2 separate regions of the Homo sapiens genome follow, and region 1 is linked to region 2. Evidence: chromatin contacts called from ENCODE Hi-C data. All regions are on one chromosome and are shown on one strand. Each heading gives the region's core, a stretch centred on a gene start or an enhancer-like site at or near the end of the contact. The rest is flanking DNA. Distances are from core to core; before and after follow the strand shown.

Region 1 (7,211 bases), core at 1,390-3,889, 1.0 Mb before region 2:
TCTCTGGATGTAGTCACTACATCAGCGGGGGAATGCTGGGGGGCACACCCCCCATCTCACAGACTTGGAAGGAAGTGAACCACCTCATATACCAAGCCACCCCAGAGCAGAAAGTCGGATACAGAGACTACTCGAAAAACATACTCATTTTACAGATAAGGGCCCAAAGGGCAAGGAGCTCATTTCTAGAGCTAGCCATAGAATAGGCTTTCCAGCCTAGGCTTCTGGAAAGAAGCCTATATGTCTTCTCATTCCCACTGGCTTGGCATGCAGCAGCTCTCAGAACCACCCTCTTCACTCCTGGTCTGAAATAGCCTAGCACTTAACTCTCCTCCCTCTGGTGACCCCACTGTAGCCATGCGAGCCTCCAGCCTGCCAGCCCCACCTGCACTGGGCTTACATTCACACCCAACACTCACTTACCACAGTCCTCCAAACCTTCCACGTACCTTCACCCCAACTTGGACCAACTGAGGAGAGTGTGAAACACGAATAGGAATTTCTTTAAAAGCGCAGCTGTACTGCTCCAAAACACTCAGAATAGGCTCTTCACACTTTAGGTCATCTGTACCAATGGGCATGGTTTGTAAAGATCATGAAATCTTTTCAAAGCACTGGGACTTAAAAATATTTAATTCACGAATTAATTAAACTGGTCCCTTCTCAACATCACTGATTTGTAGCACCTTTGCCAACCCTTCCTGGTATGTCTGAGACCAAGCCAGTTTCCTAAGAACCCACTTTCCACACATGGTGTTCAGGGTCCTTCTTTGGCAACGGTACACTCACGCCCGTCAGGACACAGCCGACCGAACACAGCACGTTTCTCCTGCACAACCAGGGGACCTGAACAGATCAGCTTTCCTGCCCATTCCTCCAAGCGCCAAGGAGGCTCAGGGTTTCCTGGGCTAGTTAGAAAGTTAATTGCAAAGCTCTGAGCTCAGATCAGAGCAGCGAGGAGCAAGGGTGGTCTCGGCTCAAAAGTTCTCTAAGAAGACCCCACCCTGGCATCACCCAGCACCAGGACAGAGCCTGCACCTGCTTATGAGCAAGCTGGGAAGACAAAAGCCAAGAGGCAGAGGGCAGGGGGGTGCCCCAGGGCGGCCCCTCCTTCCTTCAGCAAAGTTCTCCTTTTGGTTCAGATCCCACCGGGTGTGTATGGGAGAAAAGACCAGCACAGGAGTCTCGTCTATTTTGTTCCAGGCAGAAGTCTCTTGCCGGTGCCTCACCTACCTGGTCAAGGAGGCTGCAAGCACAGGGCGGCACTGGCTGCGGGGTCCACTTACCAGCGGGGGCTGCGGCTGGGGGTGCTGCCCTGCTCCCGAGGGGGGTGGGTAATGCATGAGCAGATTGAAGGCGGAGTAGACGGTCTCTTTGTACATGCCGCTGGTGCACTCCGGGGCCTTCAGGCCTGGAAAAACCACAGCTGGGTCAGACACACCAGCCCTGGCAGCGGCTGGGACTGAAGGCTGTCTGCTCTTGAGAGAAAAAGAATTGCCAAGGGGTCCCCTGCAAGTTCCTGACTTGGGAAGGAACGGGCTGGGAGTATCGGCAGTGCCAAGTTTTAGGGGAAGGACCTGGAGGGCAGGCCTCCCCGAGGTGGCCCCTACTTGACCTCCCACCCCCCGCCCTCCAACCAAGAAACCTTGGCCAATTCTGTCTCCTGAAGGCGGCGGATTAGTCAGTCACCTGGGCAGGAGGGGAGGCGGGGATGGCGGGGGTCTGTTTACTCCTATAAAGGTCAGGGCACCGGAAGTGACTCGACCCGGCGGCGCCCGGGAAGCCCGCCCCCCACTCTCCACCCCTGGGTTCTGCCGCCTCCTGAGCTGCGGTGGGGGAGGCACCCGGCTCCCCGCGGTCCTTGGCGTCCCCGTCCCACCGAGGCCAGGGCCTGAGCGCGACGAAGGGAAGCCGGGCCGGGCAGAAACTCACCGTCCTCCAGGGGCTCTGGAAGTTTGTCCGGGAAGAGTCTCTGCGCAGCGTGTTCCCGCCCGAGAGCCTGGAGGGAGAACCGGAGGGGAGTGAGGGGCGGTGGGACCGCGGGGGTCGGGGCCGACGCCGGGGCAGGGACGCTCTGCGCGCTGGAGACCCCGAGGGCCGCGCGCAACTGGGGCGGCGCGGCGCGGCGACCGCGGGGGAGGAGCCGGCGCCGGCGGGGGCTCACCTCGGCCTCGCCGCGGGCCCCGGCGCCGGCCCCCGGGACCCCCGGGATCCCTGCGCCGCCGGCCGCGCCCTCGGACTCGTTCACGAGCGACGACTTGAGCTCGGCCAGGTCGCGCTCGGGACCGGCGGCGCTGTCGCGGCTCTTGTCGTCCTGCTCCTCGCCTTCATCCTGGAAGGCCAGCAGCTCGTCCGGCGCGCCGAGGTCGTCGCCGCCGCCCGCGCCGCCCCCGCCGGAGTCCAGCTGCGGCATGGTGCGCTCCGCCCGCCGGGGCGCGGGGCGCTGGGCGCCGGGAGTGCGGGGCGCGGAGCCGGCCCGGGGGGCGGCGAGCCCGGAGTCCGAACCTCCGAGCTCGGATCGCGGCGGGCGGAGCGCGGGCTGACTCCGCCTGGGCGGGCTGCAGGCGCGGGCTAGGGCGCGGGGCAGAGCGGCTCCGCGAGCTGGCGGGTCGGAACATCAAAGGCGCCGCCGGCCGAGTGCCGGGGGCGGGGCGGGCACTGGGGGCGGGCCGGGCCGGGGGCGGGACACAGGTCCGCCCCGCCTCTCCTCTCCCGGGAGAGGCCGGGACGCGCCCACTCGGCATAGCCTTAAAGGGCTCGCTCTTCCGGAGCGCACCCTGAGAGAGACGTCGGACAAGCCTGGGAATGATCACCCTTCTCCCGAAACGCAGAGACTCTAACGGGAACTCCTGACCCCGCTTACTCACCTACAACCAGATATTCCCCCTGCTTTCTGCGCCCAGGTTTCTCCTCCGGCTGTGGAGGGCGGGGGTCCCCTAGGCCCTTGGGACTTGGGCGTGGCTTACCATCGCAGCCGTGGTGTGAACTGTATCGTGCCCAGGCTCCAATGCGCCCTGTGCTTTGAACTGGGGGCTTCCTAGGGCTTGAGGCTGCTTGAGGCTGTGCTCGTACCCCAGGGAACCGGCAGCGTTGGAACTCCGCGGCGCTGTTGCGGCTCTTGCCCCATCCTCCATCCCTGTGCCAATCAGGGACTTCCTTCTAGGCCGCCTGCATACAGTGCGAACATAAGTATACCCCCCTTCGCACATTTATTGAGCTCCTGTTGCGTGCAGAGCTTATACATCACACATCTGTGACGGGCCCCTCAGTCAGGCGACGGCTCCGAGCCGCGAACACAGCCAAGAGCACCGGACCTCAGCCGATCCTCCAAGTCCCAGCCCCTATGACTCTCCCAACTCGGTTCCGTGACTAGAACCTGCAGCCCGGAGACTCGGAACTTTGGGCAGCCACGTGGGCGCGGGATTCCGACATGGGTCGCTCGTCCACAGCAACTCAACCCTAGAAGTCGCATTTAGGGAGCCCATGACTCTGAAGTTGACCCTGGCCTGACTAACCCTCTAACCCTCGCTCGATCCAGGCTGAAACATCTAGATTTGCGGAGCGCGGGAAAGTGCCTGGATTCCAGCGCATCTGTATGGCACCCGGGTCTGCGTCCACGCGGGCCTCCACGGCGCGCTTGGCCTGGCTCAGCCCCTGCATCTACAAAAGACGCCGGTCCTTTGGATCGCGATGCAGTCAACAGCAGCTCCCCTAGCAGGTTTCTGTGCTGGGTTCACTGTAGACGCTCACGCCTCTTCTGAGAGCAGTTGGGATAGAGGGTATTTGGGGGAGGGCCGGGTATTGGACGCCTCTCCCTCTGAGGGCCCCACAGGACCCCTGGCAGCGGTGCAAAGCCGGGCCGGAAGACAGCCGTGCCTCCCTCCGGGTCCAGGCCCAGCGTGGCTGGCTGTGGATCAAAGAGCTAGGCCATGCTTCCCTGTGTTCAGATCCTATCTGTGCCCGCCCAGCCGGGTGTCTCGGACACCAGCCCCCACACCCCCCTCCCCCGCCACCTCCGGGCTAGGGTGCCCACTTTTCCTCCTTTCCCCAGGCTGGGGCTGGGGGGTGGCATGGGCACGAGTGCTCAGCTTGGTGATGGAGATGAGGGGGACCCTGCCCATTAGGTCTCCCCAGCCTCTTCCCAGGGTGGGCTTGCCGCTTAGTCTCGCCTCATCTGCTCCGGATTGGCGGGGAAGGGGGGGCTCGGCCCTGCCCGGAGGGGAGAGGTACAGGGACGGGAGTTCAGAGCCTCCGCCACCTCAACTCCTGAGGTTATAGGTAGGGTCTGGCATAGGGTGAGCCTCCTCTGGGACAGCTGAAAGGGAATCCGGATCTGCCCAACCCAATGGCTTTAGGGGTCCTCATGTGTTTGTAGGGAACCCTGGTTCAGCAGGAACGTCCTCCAGAATAGCTGTCCCCAGACCCATGAGTTCCACCGACACAGATCAGTGGAGGCTGAAGTGTTCTCCAGTCCTTGGAGAAAGGAGAAAAGTCACAACAACAGTGAGGTTCTTTTTGTTTTGTTTTGTTTTCTCAATAAGGTTAAAACTTTCCAGCTTCGTATTAGCCTTTAATCAAGGATTATGCCCTTACTGCTTTATTGGTGTGAAAACATCCTTTCTTTACTAAAATGGTGGTGGGACAAGTGTTTTTTTTCATGTCTTTATTTGGTGAAAGAACATAAGGAACATTTTTTTCCCCATCTGTTAACTCCCCCACCCTCAAGTTTCTTTGGACATTTTATAGTCTGGGAACAACTGTCCTATGGGGTCATAGCTCCAACTCCCCACCCTGCTGGCTGGAACCAGAGGAGAGGGTGGGTGAGTAGGGAGAGTGGGACTGTGAGGAGGCGTGAGGGAGAGAAGGGCTGAGTCACAGGCATCCACAGCCACACTGAAATCAGTCTGAAGGCTTGCTAAGGGATCATCTACTGTGTACCTAGCCCTGGCTTGGGCTGTGGAGAGGGAAGGGCTAGAGGTGTCTGCCTTCCAGGAGCCATTGGCTGCTTTGAGAAGCTGAAGAGTTATTAGAGCCGATTTAGGTGCTAGAGTAGTCTATACAGGTAATGGACAGAAAGAGCTCAGATATGGTGAGATCAATGTGGACTAGAGTAGTCAGGGTGGCTTCCTGAAGGAGGTAGATTTCATGTGGGCCTGGATGGCTTAGGAGGGTTTGGAAAGCTGGAAAGGAACAAGAGCTCTGATTTGTTCCCCAGAAGTTGGTGCGGCCCCACAGGAGTCCCTGGTCTAGTCAGCACTGATTCCTTCACCATCGTCTACACAACGACCAACCTCATATACTGAGTGATTACTATGTGCCAGGCATCCTGTCAAGAGCTTCACACACATTATCTCATTTAATCATCACACCAACCCTGTGACATAGGGACTCGTATCCCCATTTGACTAATGAGGAAACTGAAGCTCAGAGAGATGAAGTCACCTAAGTTCTCACAGCTTGAAAATGAAGGTGTCAGAATTTGAAACCCAGGCAGTCTGACTCCTGAGCCCACATCCTAACTATCACACTCTAGTGTTCCATTATAAAATTCCAGAGGGAGTCCTTATTTGCCTTGTGGTCTTGGCAGACAAATGCTGACAAATAAGCTGTCACTAATATGGAGCCCTGACTTTCTGGGTGGCTCATGTTGCATGAAGGGGGCCATCAACAGGATTAGGGAATCATCTTGGTGGTCTGTATAGGGGGCCCAAGACCTTTGCTGGCAGAGAGGGCCTAGAATCTCTCCCTTGAACCAGACAGATCTCAGTGTGTACCATCTCTCTGCTGAGCCCACCCGAGGCCACCTGTTCTGGGAATTGGCTCAGATCACATACACAGATGATAGACACTGGGGTTCTTCCACAGGGTAGTGAGTGCAATCTGCTGTGGTTGCCCCCCTGGAGGTGACCGGGGAGTTTCAGGACCAGGACCAGCTGCAAGGAGGCCCCAGAGTCTTCTGGATTCATCCAGACCAGGCCAGGGCTGGTGATTTAATAAGGCTTCATCTTCACGCAAATGAGCTTGCACTAGTCAGATGCTGGAAACAGGACTAAGTCAGGACTCCCAAGGCTTGAGGGTTGTTGGAGCAGATGAGCTCCAGCTTTAGATTTGGGCAGTCTTAAGTTTCCATCTCTGCCGTGCCACTTACTAGCTGTGGGACCCCAGGCAGATTGCTGACCCTCTCTGAGCCTCAGTCTCCCCATAGGTTAAATGGATGTCATACGCAGGCCTGCCCTGCTCTGTTGGAGTGCAGTCGAGATGAACCACTGTACCCTAGTGAAGAGCTTAGAACAGCAGCCTGGTGCATTCCAAGTGTCTAATGGGTGCTCTTGAACGAGATATTTTTCGGAAGTTGTTAGGCTAATTGGCTCTTCATGTAACGTCATGTAAATCATCTGAATGTTCTCATGGCCTGAGCCCACTTAATCATGGCTAGAGCTGAAAATATACATTTCCTTTCCTTTTCTTTCAAGCTCCTTTAACATGAAAGGCCCACGTGAACTCTGACCTTTTCTGACAGGGAGACCCTTGAAATGTGGCATTTCCAGAAAACGTCTCAAAGGAGCCCCAGATGGATTTAGTAAATTACAGCAAGGAGAGGTTGTGAGCGGCGTCTCTTCCTGCTCACCAGCCCGCCTGGCATCCTGTTGGGGCTTGCCCAAAGCCGCCGGGAGGCTGGGCTGCTGGCTCTCGGCAGGAGCACTTCCCATGGAGCATCCTCTCAGGGCAAAACCCGGTTACAGGTCCTAGAGGTAGACTGTGGTTTGTTACTAGAAACACGGTTTGCTTTCTGGAAACTCTGTGTAGTTTCACTGTTTGTTGGGGCGTGTGTGTCCATGTGTGTGCATGTAGGTGGTTGTGACCTACAGAAAGGCAAGCACACACAATTGCTGGGATGCTGCTACTCTGCATCAGGTACCAGGCAGCTGCCCTTAAAATGAAGCAAGGGGGCTTTGGGGTCAGTTCTTTCTTCATAAGGAAGGAAGGACTCTTCTGTGGGTTCTCCCCTCCTGCTCCATCCCTCGGACTTCATACAATAACCAAGAATTGTTATTAAAATAAAGACTTAATAACAAAATTGGCAGTTCATATTTCCTGATGAAATCCTAAGGAAACTTGGCCAAATTGGCTTGAGAGGTGATGGGCAAATTATGAGAAGAGCTGCCCCAGAGCTTCACAGGGCTTGTTAGGACTATTCCCATGGGTTATTT
Region 2 (6,315 bases), core at 885-3,384:
GAGAGGCTATGTAGTTTTATAACCTACATTGTGTGTGTAAAAATGTAGGCCAGGCATGGTGGCTCACACCTGTAATCCTGGCACTTTGGGAGGCCAAGGTGGGCAGATCACAAGGTCAGGAGTTCGAGACCAGCCTGGCCAATACAGTGAAACCCTGTCTCTACTAAAAATACAAAAATTAGCAGTGCGTGGTGGCGCACGCCTCCAGTCCGTTACTCGGGAGGCTGAGGCAGAAGAATCACTTGAACCCGGGAGGCAGAGGTTGCAGTAAACCAAGATCCCGCCACTGCACTGCAGCCTGGGTGACAAAGCGAGACTCCATCTCAAAAAAAAAAAAAAAAAATACACACCTTTCTGTTAAAGCCACTTAAAATTATTGAAATAGATCAAGTGTACATGAGTACACTATCAAGTCAGATCAAAAAACAAGCATCACCAAGCCTCACATCATGTTGTCACTACTCCACAAAGAGTAACTACTATCCCAACTTCTAAAGCATGGTTTTCAGCTGGAACCATGCTTACATCTTCCCTCTTCCTGCAGGTACCAAAACCAGCAATTTTCCCCTTCATTTGGCTGTCCCCTCAAAGGTGGACTAAGTCCCACTACCTCCAACAACCCCCAGGCCCCCTGTGCCCCTGCAAAGCAGCTCCCACTGCCCCACAACAGAACCCTGATCTCTCAGGCCCCCACCTTTTAAGGAGACAGGGTATCACTTTATCACCCAGGCTGGAGTTGCAATAGCACAATCTCAGTTCACTGCAGCTTTGACCACCTGGGCTCAAGTGATCCTCCTGCCTCAGCCCCCCAAGTATCTGGAATCACAGGTGCACACCACCACACCCAGCTATCTCAGCTCTTTCTACCACATCTAACAATTCCCCTACAGAAACCACTTACATGCTCAGGAGGAAACCAAACCTACTAGACACACGTTTCTCAGACACGTGGCTACAATAGGCCCTGGGTAGGCCCTGGCAGGTAAGCTGCTCCTACAGCCAGAGGACTAGGACTGTGCAAGGGGCATGACCCAGGGAACAAGACCCCTGACCCCTCCTCGTCTAGACCCATGCCTTATCCAGTTAAGGTCTTTTTCACTGGCTTAGTGCCCTTTAAACACCCATCACCACCACATACATACACCAACACACATTCCACGCAGCCACACCACACATCCAGTGGCGCCAACTATTCTAGCACACTCTGGACCGCGCTGTTCTTTGGCCAGGTGTAAGTCCTAGCACTTACCTTTATGCCATAACCCCCGCCTTCTGCTAACAAAACCCTCAAAGTAAGGCCCAGTCACAGGAGCAAGACAAGGATTCCTAACACCAAAGGAACTGGGCCAAGACTCAACTGGAGAGTTTGAGTACAGAAAAATTAGGCAACATTTTCTCACAAAGTAGGCAGTGTGCTTCAGCTGTCACTCTTCAGACTGGAAGTCTTCAACGGATGTTAAGTGAAATTTAGCTCAGAGGGTTCCTACTCCTAGAGAACATTTTTATTGAAAACACACCCCCCGCCCCCACCCCACACACACATACACACAGACACACACACATACACACACACCCCCACACACACACCCAGCAGCCTTCATTATGGAATTAAGGAAACCATTCAAGTTTAAGACAGGTTTATTTTATTAGTTTTTCCTAAACTTGTCTCATGTTTACTGAATGATTTTCTTAGTGTAAGAACGTGACCTGGAGCTTTAACAAATCAGTTTGGATAACGCAACCTGGATAAATGCTTGTCTGTACACAAGCCATCAATTACCACTCTCTGTCCTGGCCTCCATGAAAATCCAATTGGTCTTAAAGCCTGTCTAAGCAGAGAGCAAGCAGACCACATCATCGTGTTTCAACTTGAAATTCACCCCCATCCCAGCACCCACACCCTTCCCCACACACACACACACACACACCAAAAAAAAAAAAAAAAAAAAAAAAAAAAAAAAAAAAAATTTTTTTTTTTTTAAGAAGAAATGGCCATTACGGTCTGGGCCAGTTGTAAAGGGTTGGCTTAATCCTGCAGCCAGCACTTTTAAAATAGCTACTGGCTTCACAGCAGGCCAGCTGGAACTCTTGAAGCATGACAGGTAGAGAACAGAGGATGTGCTAAGAACCTGGCCTTGTTGTGGTGCCTCGAGGCCTCCATGCATGCTTACACACCAACATAAGTATACTTTCCCCTTCCTCCTCCTAAGCAATTGTTCTCCATTGCACTTTAGAGCCTGTAACACTCAAACTTTTCAATGTTATCTAGAGATGGACAAACGCTTAATTCTAACTATGCAAGATAGCATCTTATTTCTAACAACATAGGCCAAAAGTAACAGAGAGGCACTCTGTTATACAGAATATCAATTTTTACAAAGATTCAAAACATTACCAACAAGCCCTGTAACAGTTTCTTAAAGCAGGTACCAACTCTGGCCTCAAACACAGGCTTCCCTTGGAGTTTCCAAAATGCCTCACTCCTGTCAACACTGCCCCAAAAAGCAGTCAGAGGAATGCTTTGGTATACCTGACATTGGCCACACAGTTAAGAATGAGGTGTTGTTATAACATCAGGCACCACACTTCTTTAACACTAATTTCAGACTCATCCAGTACAATCCAGTGTATCTTAGTTTTTTTTGCATCATCTGTCAGCTGCTTAACACGTACAAATTGGCAGGTTCATGACAGATATTAACACTTAACACACAAGTGATTGTGAATGAGCTAAAAAGAACTTTTAACTCTTGTTCTAGGAGTTCAAGCTATACCTCAAAATTATACAGAACATCTCCCACCTGAATAAACAGGCCAGGATACAAATCTTTACACCAAAATTAACAAGGATTTAATTCCTCAGTTAAATTTACCATGGCTATATCCAACAGTATATCTACCCAATTCTAATCTTCTGAAAATTATTTAGACCTTGATGCTTGGGGTATTCATGAACATACTTTCAGGAAGAGCCTCCAGGTTTAAAGCCCTCAGTTAACAACTTACTCTAGGCAAGGGGGTCTATTTTCCCAAGAGAAGTACATGGCATTTATAATGGGAGCCCTTTTATTGGGAGAGAGGGAAGAGAACACAGGTGAGGGTGAAGGTGAAATATGAAGAAGCTCAGAGCACACCTTTGTTCCTCTGCCGTGTTAATCCATGCCGTGCCATGCTCCAGCCCTCACAAAGAGGGGGACCCCATCCCCACACCAGGCAGGGAGCATTTAAAGCAATCTCCACAACAGATTTTTAAAGCATAATTAGAGCTCCTGCCATGTAAGTCATAATGAAAAGTCTGCTGGATAGCTAGAGCTGTAGCTATAGCTCAACTTTCCAAAACAAACTTATTCTTGTAGACACATGGTTAAACATAAAGGAGTGAAGCATAAGCTCAGTAAGACTAACTGGGCTTCTAAATAGTACCATTATGAAAAAGATACAATGCACTTAATTTCTGTATCTAACTATTTAGAAGTGAAAATGCTCCATACATTACCTATTTCCCCTCCCCGAAAATCCCCTAAAAACTGACTAAGAAATCTTCAGTATTCACTTGCGCTAGTTGATATTTAGAACAAAGTTGACAACTTAAAGCTTTATAATAGTCTGTTTTAATAGAAACAAGTGTTGGAATCAATCAATGTCCATTTCAGGAAGCTTCTTGTCTGAATCCGAAGGCACAGCTGTGTCTGTACCCTGCTCAGCAGCCTGGGGGCCTGGGTTGTCTCCTTGTCCATCCACTGGTCCATTCTGCTCTGCATTTTTTTGTTCCTCTTTTGGAGGTTCCACTTTGGGTTTGGGCTTTGAAATTATAGGGCTACAAGTACTTGTCAGCTCCTGGAATGGGTAAGACAGAAAACTGGTTTCTTATAAAATTAACAAATTTTACAAGCCATGCTAAACCCAAATCCGCCCTCTCCCACCACCCAATCCTCAACCTAGAAGCTAAAACACTATAATAAAGTTCCCTCCTAAGTGTCACTTGAGGACTATTAATAATAAGGCTGTCAAGAAAAGACTATTAAAAAAAAGTCTTAAATTACCTTAATTTTAGCTTCAATCTCTTTTGACTTGACAACTGGATCCATGGTCAAACTCTGCTTGTTCTGCAGATTTAGCTTGTTATTCATCCACTCCATTGCTTCATTTGTGCTTTTTTCTACCTTTGTCATGTCAGCAGCATCCAAATGATCATACTGGTCCTCCTGCAACCAGGAGACAGTCAAACAAGTGCTAAAAGTGTGATACCCTCCCTCCCCGCAACTACTGTCTAGTTTCTGCCATTTTTCAAAAACTTATAATCTTTCAAAAAATAAAGCATATTTAGCCTCACAATCTGAACAGAATTATTCAAAAGAAACCTAACCACAATTTTTGAATACACTCAGGATAGATTTAAATTTTAAAGGTCAAGAAAATTCATAAGGTATCAATTAAAAGGCTTCAACAAGATAAACAGCAGCACCCGATTTATACAAAATCTTAGGAAGATAATTTCACAATGCAAAAAAATTACATTAGATATGAGAGCTGAAGTTTCAGCATGCTAGTTCGGAACCAAAACTATAATGAATACTATTTTTAAAAGAAGGCCTTTGACGTGAACCCAGGAGGCGGAGCTTGCAGTGAGCCGAGATCACACCACTGCACTCCAGCCTGGGCAACAGAGCGAGACTACATCTCAAAAAAAAAAAAGAAGAAGAAGGCCTTTCGGGCTAGGCGTGGTGGCTCACGCTCGTAATCTTAGCACTATGGGAGGCTGAGGCAGGAGGATCGCTTAAGCTCATGACTTCAAGACCTGGACAACACAATGAGCCCATCTCCACAAAAAATACAAAAATTAGCCAGGCATGAGGGCCATGTGCCTATAGTCCCAGCTACTCAGGAGGCTGAGACAGGACAGTCACTTGAGCCCAGGAGGTTGAGGATGCAGTGAACTACGATCACACCACTGCACTAGAGCATGGGCAACAGACTGAGACCCTGTCTCACAAAAAAGAAGGAGGAAAAAAAAACAAAAAAAGGAGGGGCCTGATGGCTAATGCCTATAATCCTAGCACTTTGGGAGGTTGAGGTGGGTGGATCATTTGAGCTAAGAAGTTCAAGACCAGCCTGGGTAACATGGTGAAATGCCATCTCAAAAAAAAAAAAAAAAAGACAACCCTAGTTGGGTGTGGTGGTACGTGCCTATAGTCCCAGCTACTTAGAAAGTAGCTGAGGCAGGAGAACTGCTTGAGTCAGAGAGATTGAGGCTGCAGTGAGCCGAGATTTCACCACTGCACCCCAGCCTGGGTGACAAAGTGAGAACTTGTCAAAACACAAAAACAAACAAACAAACAAAAACCCACAAAAGCTCAATTTATCATTCAAAGTTTCTTACACTAACAATATGTCAAGAACCTGGGGTATAATGGAGGAACTTTATACTCCAAAGTCTGAACTTTGGAGTCAGACTTCTGGCTAAATGACAGTTCTCCCAATTTAGTGACCCTGAATGTTGCTTAAGGAAAGTGAGGCTTCAATAAGTTGGAATTTATCTATAAATGTTGATACCACCCCCTACCTTATAAAGGTACTGTGTGGATAATTACTGGCCTCAGGTGTTAGAAAGACCAGGATAGTGCATGTTAAGTCAAACACCAACGAAAAGGAAACTGAACAACACTGTTCAATTCCAGATTCCACCTATTAAAGAGATACAGCAAATCCTATGGTTCTTATTAAGACGCTATAAAACATTACACATTACATTAATATCCAAAATAAAAAGTGCTATTAAACAAGTTAATGAGAACAAGAGAAAAAAATGCTATGTAAATGCCTCAGAAGTTAACTTTACGGCCGGGAGCAGTGGCTCACGCCTGTAATACCAGCCAGCACTTTGGGAGGCCAAGGCAGGTGGATCACTTGAGGTCAGGAGTTCGAGACCAGCCTGGCCAACATGGCAAAACTCCATCTCTACTAAAAATACAAAAATAAGCTGGGCGTGGTGGTGCACGCCTGTAATCCCAGCTACTCGGGAAGCTGAGGCAGGAGAATTGCTTAAACCCAGGAGGTGGAGGTTGCACTGAGCCGAGATTGTACCACTGTACTCCAGCCTGGGCAACAGAGCAAGACTCCGTCTCAAAAAAAAAAAAAAAAAAAAAAAGTTAACTTTACTAAAATAAGAGTAGGACAAAGAAAAAAGTTACCTTGTTTTTGAAAGAGCTGATTATTTTCATATACTGTTGGATCTGTTTCCCTAGTTCTTCAAATAATTTTGGTCGTTCTTCAGATTCCTGGAAACGTATCTTAATAGGTTGACCTAGATTCTTA

The links. A loop is a pair of places that touch in the nucleus more often than their neighbours do. Pooled maps may share reads with other maps.
Region 1: a pooled map shows a loop between it and region 2 (3-fold over the local background). The contact joins the promoter of TCF7 here to the enhancer-like site in region 2. A Hi-C loop is called at or near these places in 2 of 37 single-sample maps with no recorded cell type and 3 of 50 pooled maps.

The regions. Positions count from the first base shown.
Region 1 is chr5:134,110,109-134,117,319 of GRCh38, reverse strand. TCF7 (transcription factor 7) reads right to left here and starts at 2,639. Exons shown (of 10, transcript NM_003202.5): 1 at 2,165-2,639; 2 at 1,933-1,999; 3 at 1,287-1,411. The coding sequence starts at 2,413. It also overlaps a transcript of VDAC1 not described here. RefSeq lists silencers at 2,563-2,682, 6,768-6,867 and enhancers at 2,773-3,002, 6,598-6,647.
Region 2 is chr5:133,101,755-133,108,069 of GRCh38, reverse strand. It overlaps HSPA4 (heat shock protein family A (Hsp70) member 4), which reads right to left. Exons shown (of 19, transcript NM_002154.4): 17 at 6,192-6,311; 18 at 4,044-4,205; 19 at 1,621-3,837. The coding sequence ends at 3,634. Among named protein-coding and RNA genes, the nearest start is that of HSPA4, 53 kb to the right of the region's middle. Within about 2 kb of position 2,134, at least 4 of the 41 ENCODE cell types and tissues checked have a DNase peak (open chromatin) inside an H3K27ac peak, as active enhancers do.